2 separate regions of the Homo sapiens genome follow, and region 2 is linked to region 1. Evidence: read pairs that join two places in POLR2A ChIA-PET (ENCODE). Cell type or tissue: GM12878. All regions are shown on one strand. Links, peaks and the distances in the headings refer to the core of each region. The heading gives the core; the rest is flanking DNA.

Region 1 (7,308 bases), core at 1,578-6,577:
GAGAACAGATTAATGGTTACCTGGAGTTAAGGCTGTGGTAGTGAGATGGGCGTCAGAGGGAAGCAGTGTAGCTACAGAAGGGCAAAGTGAGGAATGCTCGCAATAATGGAAGTGTTCTCTATCGTGACTGTATCACTGTCAATATCCTGGTTATAATATTGTACTATAGGTTTGCAAGATGTTACCATTGGAGAAAATTGAGTAAAGGGTATATGGGATCTCTCTGCATTTTTTTTTTTTTTTTTTTTTTTTGAGACAGAGTCTTGCTCTGTCACCCAGGCTGGAGTGCAGTGGTACAATCTCAGCTCACTACAACCTCCGCCTCCCGGGTTCAAGTGATTCTCCTGCCTCAGCCTCTCGAGTAGCTGGGATTACAGGTGCGCGCCAACATTCTGGCTAATTTTTGTATTTTTAGTAGAGACGGGGTTTCGCCACCTTGGCCCGGCTGGTCTCTAACTCCTGACCTCAGGTGATCCGCCCACCTCAGCCTCCCAAAGTGCCAGGATTACAGGCGTGAACCACCGCGCCCGGCCAAAATGAGAAGTTTTAATAGCTTCCCCAGGTAATAATTATTAAGCAAGCATGAAACACAGACCTAGAGCAGCCTCCAGTTTATACACACAGGACATTATGATGAAAGTATAAATTAAATCATAAAGAATGTTATTGTTTCCTCAAATGTTCAGAACTGTTTTATTAACTTTTTTTTTTTTTTTCAGTCGGGGTCTCACTTTGTTGCCTAGGTTGGAGTGCAATGGTGCAATCTCAGCTCACTGTAACCTCCACCTCCCGGGTTCAAGCAATCCTCCTGCCTCAACCTCCCAAGTAGCTGGGACCACAGGCATGCACCACCACCCTCGGCTAATTTTTGTATTTTTTGTAGAGACGGTGTTTCACCATGTTGCCCAGGCTGGTCTCAAACTCCTGGACTCAAGTGATCTGCCCACCCTGGGATTACAGGTGGGATTATAGGTATGAGCCACTGTGCCCAGCCTGGAGCTGGGATTACAGGTATGAGCCACTGCGCCCAGCCTGTTTTACTAACTTTGAGTGGTATCATATAGGCATTACTCACGGTCACTACTCAACAAATCCTTTCTACTGAATTGATTCCACTGATTTAAATAGGTTATTTAGAAAATAAAGCCAAATGAGACGTTAACCTGGTAACTACATTTTAAAATTGATCGTATTACACTATCATTCATTTATATGCTGTTTATTTGGCAAAGACTGATAAATTCCAAATAAGCAGGAACTTCTGCCTCTCCTGGATTATGTTAAGGATGGTACATTCAACGTTCAACAATATCCGCTCAATTATTATGTACTTGGCATGGTTTTATATGGGGTTATAAAACATTTCAAAACTGACTTGTGTAGTGTGACAAATCTCTCCCTCTATTTTTTTTTAAAGATAAGGTGTTACTCTGTCATCCACGCTAGAGTACAATGGCATGCGGCCTCGACCTCCTGGGCTCAAGCAGTCCTCCCACCTCAGCCTCCTGAGTGGCTAGGACTACAGGTGCGCTCCACCAACTCCAGCTAATTTTTAAATTTTTTGTAGAAACGGGGTCTCAGTATGTTGCTCAGGCTGGTCTCGAACTCCTGGCCTCCAGCAATTCTTCTGTCTCAGCCTCCCAAAGTGCTGGGATTATAGGCATGAGCTACCATGCCCAGCCTCAGGCAAATCTCTTAAGCAATAAGCTAATGCAATTATTTCTGAATACATAAAGATAAAATGCTAAAAACAACTGACAGTCTTACATTTGGAGATCAGTCCTTTAGCATTTAAATGTTCTTGTCAACTTAGGTTCGTTTTACTGACACATTTTCTTGGCTTTTACATTCTTATAGAAATGTAAATTGGCATGTATAATTGGATAACTCCAAACAACTACACATAAACATGTTTTTTTTATGTCTAGAGGGAAAAAATGTTAAATCACAAAAATCACTTTGCGCATCGATTGCTTCATGTATCAGAGGAATAATTTTTTTTCTTTTTTTTTTTTTTTGAGACAGAGTCTCACTCTGTGGCCAGGCTGGAGTGCAGTGGCGCGATCTCGGCTCACTGCAACCTCTGACTCCCTAGTTCAAGCGATTCTCCCACCTCAGCCTCCCGAGTAGCTGGGATTTACAGGCACGCACCACCATGCCTGGCTAATTTTTGTATTTTCAGTAGAGAGGGGGTTTCACCATGTTGGTCAGGATGGTCTCGATCTCCTGACCTCGTGATCTGCCCACCTCGCCCTCCCAAAGTGCTGGGATTCCAGGCGTGAGCCACTGCGCCTGGCCATCAGAGGAATAATTTTAATGTTTAAAATTCCAGCTCAATGTTGGGCACTTAGAAGCTACTAAGTAAGCATTTGCTGGTCTCCTTTATATAAACACATATAAACTACATAGCTTTGAGTTTAAAGTTTGGACATGTGTTTTTATGAAGATGTTGCTGCCAATTGTGAGCATGGACTAAGCACCTATCACGTTCCAAACCCGTGCTTTGTTCATGCTGGGGAAATGATTCTCAACAGAAAAGTGCATTCTGACGAAAAAGGTACTGCATTCCATTCCTTTCCTGTGTATAGATATAATTTAGATTAAAAAAATAAACTTGGCTTTAAAACAAGCAATAATGTTTGGGGAAAGCATTTGGCATATGGGAAGCAGTAGCAGCAAGACAATGCCTGCGTCCTGATGTCAGGCTGTGACATCCCAAAATGATATCCTAGTTAATGTTTCTGCCAAGACACTCTATGTTTAGGTCAGTGTTCTTAAAAGCGGGGGTGATTCTGCTCAGCAGACATCTGGTAATGCCTGGAAACATTTTAGGTTGTCACAGGGGACAGGAGTGCTACCTAATAGGTAGTGGCCAGGAATGCTGCTAAATGTCCTGTAATGCACAGGAGACCCCCACAACAAAGAGCCATCTGACCCCAAATGTCAAAGTACCAAGGTTGAGAAACTGGGGATCAGGTGAGTAGAAGAGGTCACACCAGCCCATGGAGGCTTGGGATACAGGATGGAGTGGGAGTTACTTCTGCTGTCACCTGCCCTGGACCGTGGCCCACTGCTATCCTACATGCAACACCATTTGTAGCATGTGCATGTCTACCTACAGGGTGCGCTTAGTTACTGGTAGCCCCAAGGCACCACCCATACCCATTGTATTTCCCCTGTAAAGGAACATTAAGAATGAGCCTCCAGAAGTAGAGTAGGATGGTGGTTACCACAGGGTGGCAGTGGGAGTAGACCAAGAAAGAGATGATGCTGGTGGAAGGTTTCAAGTAAGACACGAAGAATATGCTGTGGTGATCTACTGCACACCATGGTGATTGTAGTCAATAATAATGCATATATCAAAATGACTAAAACAGTGGATTTTAAATGTTCTCACCACAAAGAAATGATAACTACATGAAGTGATAATATGTTCATTGGCTTGATTCAATTATTCCACAAAGTATATATAGTTATGCACTGCATAATGACATTTCAGTCACAACAGACCACAAATATCATGATGGTCCAGTAAGATTAGGTTTTCTTTCTTGGTTTTTTTGTTTTTTTGTTTTTTTGTTTTGAGACAGAGTCTCACTTTGTCACCCAGGCTGGAGTGACATGCAGTGGCATGCAGTGGCATGATCTCACTTCACTGCAACCTCTGCTTCCCGGGTTCATATAATTCTCCTGCCTCAGCTTCCCAAGTAGCTGGGATTACAGGTGCCCACCACCAAGCCAGGCTAATTTTTGTATTTTTAGTAGAGATGGGGTTTCACCATGTTTGCCAGGCTGGTCTGTAACTCCTTACCTCAAAGTGATCCGCCCACCTTGGCCTCCCAAAGTGCTAGGATTACATATAGGTGTCAGCCACAACGCCTGGCCAAGGTCTAATAAGATTATAATGGAGCTAAAAACATTTCTATTGCCTAGTGACATCACAGATGTCTTAACATTATAGCGCAATGGATTACTCATGTGTTTGTAGTATGGTGGTGTAAATAAACCTACTGCTTTTTATAGTTATTTCAGAGTATACTCCTTCTACTTAGAAATGAAAGGTAACTGTAAAACAGCCTCAGACAGGTCCTTCAGGAGGTGTCCAGAAGGCATTGCTATCATAGGAGAGCTCCATGTGTGTTATTGCCCCAGAAGACCTTCCAGTGGGACAGGATGTGGAAGTGGAAGACAGTCATACTGATGATCTTGATACTGTGTAGGCCCAGGCTAATGTGTGTGTTTATGTCTTAGTTTTTGTTTTTTTTTTTTGAGACAGAGTCTCGCTCTGTTGCCCAGGCTGGAGTGCAGTCGCACAATCTCGGCTCACTGCAACCTCTGCCTCCCAGGTTCAAATGATTCTCCTGCCTCAGCCTCCCACGTAGCTGGGACTACAGGCGTGTGCCGCCACGCCCGGCTAATTTTTGTATTTTTAGTAGAGACGGGGTTTCACCATGTTGGCCAGAATGGTCTCCATCTCTTGACCTCATGATCTGCCTGCCTCAGCCTCCCAAAGTGCTGGGATTACAGGTGTGAGCCACCGCGCCCAGCCTGAAGTTTTCTAGATTGCTCGATATACCAACCAGCCTAATCAAAAGGGAACTGTTTTCACCTCAAGTTTCCAATGCTGTGAACAAAAAAAAAAAAAGAGGCCGGGCGCAGTGGCTCACGCCTCTAATCCCAGCACTTTGGAGGCTGAGGAAGGTGGATCACAAGGTCAGGCGTTCAAGACCAGCCTGGCCAACATAGTGAAACCCCGTCTCTACTAAAAATACAAAAATTAGCCGGGCATGGAGGTACGCATCTGTAGTCCCAGCTACATGGGAGGCTTAGGCAGGAGGATCACTTGAACCCAGGAGGCGGAGGTTGTGGTGAGCCGAGATTGCACCACTGCACTCCAGCCTTGGCAACAGAGCAAGACTCCGTCTCAAAAAAAAAGAAAAAAAAAACACAGCTGCCTACTGCTTGCAACCAAGCTGTAGCTCTTATTAAAGTAAAGAGAAGAGAGCCCTGGAGACCAGCAGAAACTCGACATTTGAAGTCAGGCCTCTACCTCCTGAGCTGGAGTCAGCAGCCTGGGATCCTCCAATGAATCATTCCCATCTTTACTGCCCTCTCCGATGTGGAACAGGATCGACAGAGTACATAAAAGAGAAGATAAAGCACCAAGGCCCATCAGGCATGGAAAGGAGAGCTAACAGCCCTGCAGGGCAGACCTGAGTCAGACGGATTTCAGCCTGCCACCAAACCCTGCCATCTGCTGCCACTTCCCCAAAGGGCCCACTCCTTTCTGCCCCTCCTCTTGACACAACACCCCCTATCTTGGCATGCCAGGGAGGCTGCTGTGTCAAGCCCTAGCATGTGGGCATTCTGGCAAATCACTGAGGTCTGGTGCTGAAGTTTTTCAAACTGGAAATGCACTTGCACCAGGACCACGTGATTTCTGACTTAAGTGAGGGAGGAAAAGAGATAATTAACTTAAAACCAGTACTGATCATGTGCTGGGAATTTTGCTAAGCCCCTAACCCAATACTTCTCATTAATCCTCACAGCCACCCTAGGTGGTAGATCTCAGCTCAGCGAGATCGAATGAGCTATCCAAGGTGGCATAGCTAGGATGCAGCTGGCTGGGAACTGGAACCCAAGTCCTGCTGACTCCCAAGACCCTCCAACCTGCCAGACATAGCTGGCAACCCGGGGAAGTCCTGAGGCCAGGCTCTTTCTGCAATTTGGAAAGGTGGGAGTCCTCACTAGTCCATGGACTGAGCTGGTTCACCCCAATGATGTAGACCCACTGACTCTTACCTGAGGGTGCAGAGGTGGGGGCTGTTATTCCCACACCTTTGGAATTGATTAATGCTCCCAACACTGGCCGTGCCATTTTCCAAGTAAGCATCCCCATTTGCAATTTGTTTTCCTGAGTTTCTGAAAGGGTATGTGGGATTTCACTGCACAGTAGTAGGTACTCAAAGGTACCTCGGTTTGGTGAAATTTTAGGAAAACTAAGTAGGAAAACGTATTTTGAACCTTTCTGGCCCCAAATTACTTTAGTGAGGCTACAAACACAAATTACTTTGAAATAAACGTGTTAAGTCGCTCAAGCCAAAACTTACGCAAACCTTCAAACCAGCCTAGCCCACGTAATTCTCTCTTCCCTTTCGGCACAGCTATCAGATGTGCCGTGAAACTTGAAGTACAGAAAAAGACACCAGCAGCTGTTCAGAGATGTTTTGCAGAACCTGTCAGTGTTCCCACCTCTCTACCCCTAAGGCAGAGCATCTCAACCCTGCTGCATTCTAGAATCACCTAGAGAACTTGAAAAGATACCTACACTTGTGCCCTCACAGATTCTGATTTAATTTGTCTGGCCTGGGCACAGGCATTAGCGGGTCTTCTGTTTTTTCTTTTTTTTTTTTTCCTTTTCTTTGAGACAGAGTCTCACTTTGTTGCCCAGGCTGGAGTAAAATTCACAATCTTGGCTCACTGTAACCTCTGCCTCTGTCTCCCAGGTTCAAGCGATTCTCGTACCTCAGCCTCCCAAGTAGCTGCGACTACAGGCGCACACCACCATGCTTGGCTAATTTTTGCAATTTTAGTAGAGACGGGATTTTACCATGTTGGCCAGGATGGTCTCGAACTCCTGACCTCAGGTGATCCCACCTGCCTCAGTCTCCAAAAGTGTTGGGATTACAAGCGCGAGCCACTGCCACCACACCTGGCCAGCAGGTCTTAAATGTTCCTCAGTTGATACTAATGTGCAGCCAGGGGTGAGAACCATTGTTCTAAACCTCTTAAAGAAATCGGGCCAGGCGCGGTGGCTCATGCTTGTAATCCCAGCACTTTGGGAGGCCGAGGTGGGCGATTCACAAGGTCAGGAGTTCGAGACCAACCTGGCCAACATGATGAAACCCCCATCTCTACTGAAGATACAAAAAAATTAGCCAGGCACGATGGTGGGCGCCTGTAATCCCAGCTACTCAGGAGGCTGAGGCAGGAGAATCGCTTGAACCTAGGAGGTGGAGGTTGCAGTGAGCTGAGATCAGGCCACTGCACTCCAGCCTGTGACAGAGTGAGAGACTCAGTCTCAAAAAAAAAAAAAAAACTAGGAAGCAGCTCCACACCACAAAAATAAAAAACCTTGCATGAGTGGAAGGAAACAGATGACGCAACCACCAACCAAACCTCATAATCTCCTCTACTCTCACCCATATCTCCCCACCTCCTCTTAAGGACTCAGCTCGTCTGTCTTTTTGGGGGTACGGTTGGTATCTAACCTGAGCCTCTAGAAATCCCTCACACTGGGCTCTGTAG
Region 2 (7,308 bases), core at 1,176-6,175, 150 kb before region 1:
TGCATTAAATACATCTACTGATTCATTCATTCAACAATTCAACAAATATTTACTAAGTACATACTTTGTGCCAAAAACTATTCTAGATACTGAAGATACACTGGAGAACAAGAGTCATAAACCCAGACTGAGTGCAGTGGCTCAAGCCTGTAATCCCAGCACTTTGGGAGGCTGAGGCGGGTGGATCACTTGAGGTTAGGAGTTTGAGACCAACCTGGCCAACATGGCAAAACTCCGTCTCTATTAAAAATACAAAAATTAGCCAGGTGTGGTGGTGCACCCCTGTAATCCAAGGTACTCGGGAGGCTGAGGCACAAGAATCGCTTGAACCCAGGAGGCGGAAGTTGCAGTGAGCCAAAATCGCACCACTGCACTCCAGCCTGGGCAACAGAGCAATACTGTCTCCAAAAAAAAACAGTCAAAAGCCCAGTGTTCGAGGAGCTTACAGTTTTAGTGTAGACAGGCACACACACACACACAAAGTAAATATTATAAAAGATGAGACTAGAACTAAGAAACAAAGAATCAAGACACTGAATTACAGCATAATGAGGATAACCTAGTCGGACCTAGAATACTGCTTATATGATCCCTATCTGGTTCCTTGCTTTGTGATTAATGTTCAGTTTCAGAGAGCCTCAAAGAGTCAAGCCTTTTATTTGTATGAAATTCCAAAAGCAAGTGATAAGCTGTGTTTTTAATTGGCCACCTGCATCCACAATTTAAAATCTGCATGAGAAAAGGAAGGATGCCCTTTGGAAAAAATGTTTCTCCATATGTTCACACAAAATGAGTCTTAGAAATAATTTTTAAAATTAAGAATCTTACGTAATGTTACTTTTTGAAGCTAGAGACTTAATTTGAAAGTGAAAGTCATTAATCCTGGCAGAAATGTACTGTGTTAATAATGCGTTTCTTTCTACAAACAGGAGAACCCTGCCTATGAGGAATATATAAGACCACTTTTACAAAGTTGGAGATCCAAGCTATGAAATAACCAACAGTATTCAAGAAGCAACCAGCACCATCATGTGATAATGGTACTATGGCATATATGCAACATTAAAATTTTAAATTAGATATTTATGTTTTAGAGTCATTATCTTTTAGATACAGTCTGAAGTGATATATGTGAAATAATATCTGTGATTTACTTCAAAATAATCCATAGGAGAAAAAAGCCAAAGTGAACAGTTGTTGAAGCTGGTCAATGGGCAGGTACATGAGTGTTCATTACACTATCCTCTCTACTTCTGAATGTGTTTGCAATTTCCAGTGGGGCGTGGTGGATCATGCCTGTAATCCCAACACATTAGGAGGTCAAGATGAGAGGATCACTTGAGCCTAGAAGTTCGAGACCAGCCTGAGCAACATAGAGAGATGCCATCTCTACAAAAATAACTATCTCACGCCTGTAATACCAGCACTTTGGGAGGCCGAGGCAGGTGGATCACGAGGTCAGGAGATCGAGACCATCCTCGCTAACACGGTGAAACCCCGTCTCTACTAAAAATACAAAAAAAGTAGCCAGGCGTAGTGGTGGGCGCCTGTAGTCCCAGCTACTTGGGAGGCTGAAGAAGGAGAATGGTGTGAACCCGGGAGGCGGAGGATGCAGTGAGCCGAGATCGCGCCACTGCACTCCAACCTGGGTGACAGAGCGAGAGTCCGCCTCAAAAAAAAAAAAAAAAAAAAAACTGGCCAGGCATGGGGGTACATGCCTGTGGTCCCAGCTATAGGGAGGCTGATTGCCTGAGCCCAGGAGGTTGAGGCTGCAGTGAGCCGTGATCACATCACTGCATTCCAGCCTGAGCAACAGAGTAAGAACCTATCTCGAAAAAGAAAAAGAAAGAAATTTCCCACAGTAAAAAAACCGTACCACTGTCCATTTATAGCATCTATTTGGTTAAATACAAGGATTTTGCTGTAGATCTAGCAAAAGCCAATAGGCTCATTAGTTAGTGTGTTTTTCGCACACATTTATCCTTGGGTTTAAAAGGACACACATACATGCACACACACAATCCTCCTAAGTGCGTATACTTGCTGTAATCTAAATAAAATACAGCTCTAAGAATGCAACTATCATTTTTTAAAAATCAACTCTTCCACAGTGATGATTTAAAATTTCATTAAAAGACATAACTGTCTCAAGTTACCCAAATAAAATGAAGCTACATTTTTCATATCATTTTCAATTGCCCAATTAGACAAAACACTCTAAATGTCACTAGACAAGTAAAATGGCAAAAAAAAAAAAAAAAAAAAAAAAAATTCAGCTGGCTACTTTTCCTAATTTACTCATATAAACAATCATTTCATTGTTAATAATCAGTAAATTTGAGAAAATTTACCAAAAGCAAACTTATCTCCAGTAAACAGGACAAGGAAGAGGCCTCATAAGTTTTTAACTTTTAAAAACTTGGGATGGGCGCAGTGGCTCATACCTGTAAACCCAGCACTTCGGGAGGCCAGGGCAGGTGGATCACCTGAGGTCAGGAGTTCAAAACCAGCATGGTCAACATGGTGAAACCCTATCTGTACTAAAAATACAAAAATTAGCCGGGCATGGTGGCGCACACCTGTAATCCCAGCTACTCAGGAGGCTGAAGCAGGAGAATCACCTGAACCTGGGAGGCACGGGTTGCAGTGAGCCAAGATCGCGCCACTACACTCCAGCCTGGGTGACAAGAGTGAGACTCTGTCTCAAAAATAAATAAATAAAAATCATTTAAAAATAAAATAAAAATAAAAACTGGAAACTAGTATTATTCCTATTTCCCCACTTGTTTTCAACCCAAATCATTTTATTTCATATTGACCTCAGCTAGCTCAACAACACGTAACTGGTTGGGCCTTTTTTTTTTTTAAGGTAACTATCAAATCAATTTTAAATACAAGATAATTTTCCAAAATGATAACCTTGTACTCGTATATTGATTTACTGAAACCACAGCAACCTGTCAATAACATCAAAGGATCTTAGTTTGAAGATGGTGAAAATAGGGTAATTACAGGTTTCTGGATGTGGGTCATTTGTCACATTTTAAAATAAATTTTCAGAGACGTGGGCAAAAATAGACATAAGGAAGTGTTGTCATCTTCCTTGCAGAGAGAGAACCTCAGAATATTCTCACAGAGAGAAGGAGAAAAGGAGTGGCCTGCTTGCCCCAGGGCACACAGCCTCAGAGCTCCACTCTTCCCTTAGAAAATAGGGAATAAATTACATGACTTCCTTTTATACTGTGGTCTAACAAAGTAGGAAGTCTCAGTACAATTAAAATAATCCTTCCTATGAGTTACTTTCAAGAAATAGAAGCACATGAACTATGCAAAATAAGACTACAGTGAAATAAATAAAAGTACGTGTATTTCTCCAAGTACGTGCATTTCTCCAACCGTTCTAGGTCATTCATTCACTGCAGTTTGTTTCTTCTCTTCAGAAATAAACTTAACTTTGTTAACAAAATACATTTGTCGATTACCACAAAACATGAGCATAAAGGGCTAAAGTCATTTTGTTCCTGTGCTTAGCACAAAACTGAAATAATGGTCATAGAACTGTGGGCAATTAAAGTAAAATCTGTAACCTTCAACATAAATTCTTTTGAAAAAATATGAAAAACTGTATGTTCACTGTTCAAATATGCACCCTTTTAGTCAAAATTAATAATTCCATCCATCCTTGTTTCAGTGACGCAACAGTTCTTATAAACTGCAACCTAAGATCCCACTGTGTCCTCTCAAATCAAATACAAATGTGCTATGGGCAGTAAACACTGGGACATAAACAATGCATATTTTAGACAAGAAATATGATTTTCTCCCCTTAAGTAATAATAATCAATAAATACAAACTTAATTTTCATATTTCATTTTTTATTAGTTTTGTTTTTTTTTTCTGGTAGACAGTACACTTGGGAATTATACTGCACCAGGCATAAAGAGTAAGTTTTCTACCACAGGGACATTTTGTATTCAGAATTCAATATAAATATTTCTAGTCAGACATTTCCATGGCTACAGATATTTGGTTCCTTGATTTATATGCATAGAAAGAAACAGTTGTCATAACTGTAAAAAGCAGTACTTAATAAGTACTTTTAAATGATTGGAACAGTTTTCCTTTAATATTACAATACTACTTATTTATTGGTTTGGAAACTAGGTCACCCTACATGATGTTTTGATTTTTCTCAAAGGCATCATGAGTACTCTGCTTATTCTTTCATTCTTGTATTTTTAGCCTTCTAGTTGAGTTAGGGACCATTTTATCAGAAATCATTTTAGCACTGTAATAAGAAAAGCTCTGTTAAGGGTAGATTATATACCATAATGATTTTCAGACTTCTTTTTATAAAAAAGGTATCTGGAGACTCTGAACAGGCACATGCATACTCAGGGGGAAGGGAACAAAACATGGAGGAGTCTGCCAAAGCACAAAACTTCCTTCTGGTCCTCACTGCCTTCAAATAAATACAACTATTTAAAAGAAAAAAAATATCTCACACTGTGATTTAAAAAAAAAAATCAGTATCTTCCATTTCCTGGAGAGTCTTTCCAGGAACCTGTGGCAGGGTCGGAGATCAGTCGTCTGTCTTCCGGGCTAGCCTACAGAAAGTCCAGTTGTGCTCCACTGTGTTTTCATTGGCCCGCTCACTCATGTGATGCACCCGGGTGTTGCGGATCGTGAAACCTTGTTTTGTAATGTATTCCATCAGGTGGACCCTAAGAGAAACTTCCTGGTGATAATCACAGGGTCCAAAAGTAAAGGAAACCTGGCAGTCTCTGGTGTCCATCATGTGCTTATTCCACTTGGTAAAATAATTTGAGATGCCTTCTAGTAAGGAATGGACCTTAGTGGTGATGGTTAGTTGCGTTATGATGACAGCCACTGGGTTGGAGTACTTAGAAAGCTTCCGAGTACTAGACAGCTCCACAACTTCTTCAAAAGTATCCATGGGATACAAAGGCTTAGGATCATTGAGACACTGAATCAAGGGCTCAATCTGGTAAAAATCTGCTTCTTTCCGAAGCAGATCAAATTCCTTAAAATCCAACGGTAAGGTCAATTCTGAAGTTCTTAAGAAGTTGAGGACATATCGGAAAAGAGGTCCATCTCGATCAATAAAGTAATTGCCTTGAGGGTCTCGAGCTGTGGGGAAGTCCCCCCCAAACATAGCTCCAAGCATGGAATCCGGGTAACGCGTCAATGTGGTGAGAGACGTTGTATACAAGTGTCCACCTACATTTAATGTGACTGGGTCAGTCATCTGAAATTTGTAAAGAAATGATCAGTCATCTGAAATTTTTAAATACTAACTTTGACAAATTAAGAAAGTAAGTGATACTGAGCAAAGCCCAAGATTCTTTCAGGCTATAATGTATTTAGTAATCCTCTAATGCAAAATGACTTTACTACCAGCAATAAACCCACCCAGATGAAGTGATCTAACATTTGCTTTCAATAGAAAAAAAAAGGAGAAATCCAATTTCTCTTTAAAGACTTATGCTAAGAATACAGGGCATTGACTTCCAGAGCCAAATCATTTCAGGCCCATTATCTATAGAGTTTTCAGGCCAGAATATATGTGGGAAGGGAAAAGCCACGCTAAAATACACTTATTTTTTTCTGATTTTTTTTTAAGGCTTGCATTTTTCTGAATTTAATTTAACATTAGATAGAATTAAAATGATCTGATAATATAGACATTTACTTTCAATATTTCTTTGGTTTCTCCCCCTCAAACAAAAGGAACAAACTATGAAATTTGTTTTTAAAATAAAAATTTGGGCCAGGTACAGTGGCTCATACCTGTAATCCTAGCACTTTGGGAGGCCGGGGCAGGCAGATTGCCTGAGCTCAGGAGTTCAAGACCAGCCTGGGCAACATGGCAAGACCCCATCTCTATTAAAAATACAAAAAAAAAAAAAAAAAAATTCACTGGGTGTGGTGGCCTGAGTAGTCCTAGCTACTTGGGAGGCTGAGGTATGAGAATCACTTGAACCCAGGAGGCACAGGCTGCAGTGAGCCAAGATCATGCCACTTCACTTCAGCCTGGGCGACACAGAGAGATTTTGTCTCCAAAAAAAAAAAATTATTTAAATTAAATTAAAAACTGTGCAGACCTAATCTTGGTAACTTTTTCATGGAAGTGATACTTTCAAATACTAAGTTAAAATATACAGTTTAGTCAATACAACCAAGCCAGAAAAGCATCACATACCCAAAAGCTTACAGCAGCCATAAAATTTCATAATCTGATAGTGTATTCACTTTTGTAACATTAATGCTGCAATCTGGCCTTTAATTCTGAGAAGCAAGCTTCTCTTAAAAAACATACCTTCAGTTTTAGAAATACTATTTACGAAAAAAATAGGCCAGGTGTGGTGGCTCACACCTGTAATCCCAGCACTTTGGGAGGCCAAGGAGGGTGGATCACTTGAGCCCAGGAGTTGCTGACCAGCCTGGGCAACATGACAAAACTCCATCTCTACAAAAAATACAAAATATTAGCCACACATGTTGGTGCCCACCTATCGTCTCAGCTACTCAGGAGGCTGAGGTGGGACAATCACCTGAGCTTGGAAAGTCATGAGCCGAGATCACGCCATTGCACTCCAGCCTAGGGAAAAGAGCAAGACCCTGTCTCGAAAAAAAAAAAAAAAAAGGAAGAAAGAAAAAAGAAAGGCAGACAGAGACTTCAGGTATAGGCAAGTAAAATATACCTTACACCAAAGGAATAGAAAAATAGGGAGACATATGCACACACAAAAAATGCAAGTGGGGAGAAGAGGCACTTTCTCAACCATTAATCTCCCAAACCACAACAAAATATCCTCCAAACTCACTAGATCCCTTTGTAGTCACTATTCATGAAGAAAGAGTCTTCAGAGCAACACACTTGAAAAAATAAAAAATCACGTTACCTCTCCAGTGATTATAAAAAGTATTTGGAAAATCCATTTTGAGTTTGATTCCATTAAAACACCAAACAAAGGCAGAGGATCGTTTGAGGTCAGGAGTTCGAGATCAGCCTGGCCAACATGGTGAAACCCCGTGTCTACTAAAAATACAAAAATTAGCCAGATGTGGTGGTGCACGCTGATAATCCCAGCTACTCAGGAGGCTGAGGCAGGAGAATCTCTTGAACCTAGGAGGTGGAGGTTGCAGTGAGCCAAGATCGCGCCACTGCACTCCAGCCTGGGCAAGAAGGCGAGACTCCACATAAAAAAAATTAAATAAAAATTTAAAAAACACCACACAAGACAAAAACGCCTCCAAAATACATCTAAACTAAGTAAAAGGGG

What was found. Peaks named below come from ENCODE experiments on the same cell type or tissue, not always from the same donor. Only the 100,000 strongest peaks of a DNase experiment are listed, where the experiment ranks them.
Region 2: POLR2A ChIA-PET joins it to region 1 with 6 read pairs; 2 of 35 experiments call an interaction of 5 or more read pairs at or near these places.

Annotation. Positions count from the first base shown.
Region 1 is chr3:58,354,240-58,361,547 of GRCh38, reverse strand. The region is part of intron 1 of PXK (PX domain containing serine/threonine kinase like); the gene reads right to left. It overlaps LOC105377106 (a long non-coding RNA gene), which reads left to right and starts at 7,205. Exons shown (of 3, transcript XR_940876.3): 1 at 7,205-7,253. In GM12878, for the core only: no CTCF peak of the experiment used is centred there; no DNase peak of the experiment used is centred there; H3K4me3 peaks cover 757 bases; H3K27ac peaks cover 754 bases.
Region 2 is chr3:58,498,908-58,506,215 of GRCh38, reverse strand. It overlaps KCTD6 (potassium channel tetramerization domain containing 6), which reads right to left. Exons shown (of 3, transcript NM_001128214.2): 3 at 3,860-5,270. The coding sequence ends at 4,584. It overlaps ACOX2 (acyl-CoA oxidase 2), which reads left to right. Exons shown (of 15, transcript NM_003500.4): 15 at 930-1,080. The coding sequence ends at 992. Among named protein-coding and RNA genes, the nearest start is that of KCTD6, 10 kb to the right of the region's middle. In GM12878, for the core only: no CTCF peak of the experiment used is centred there; no DNase peak of the experiment used is centred there.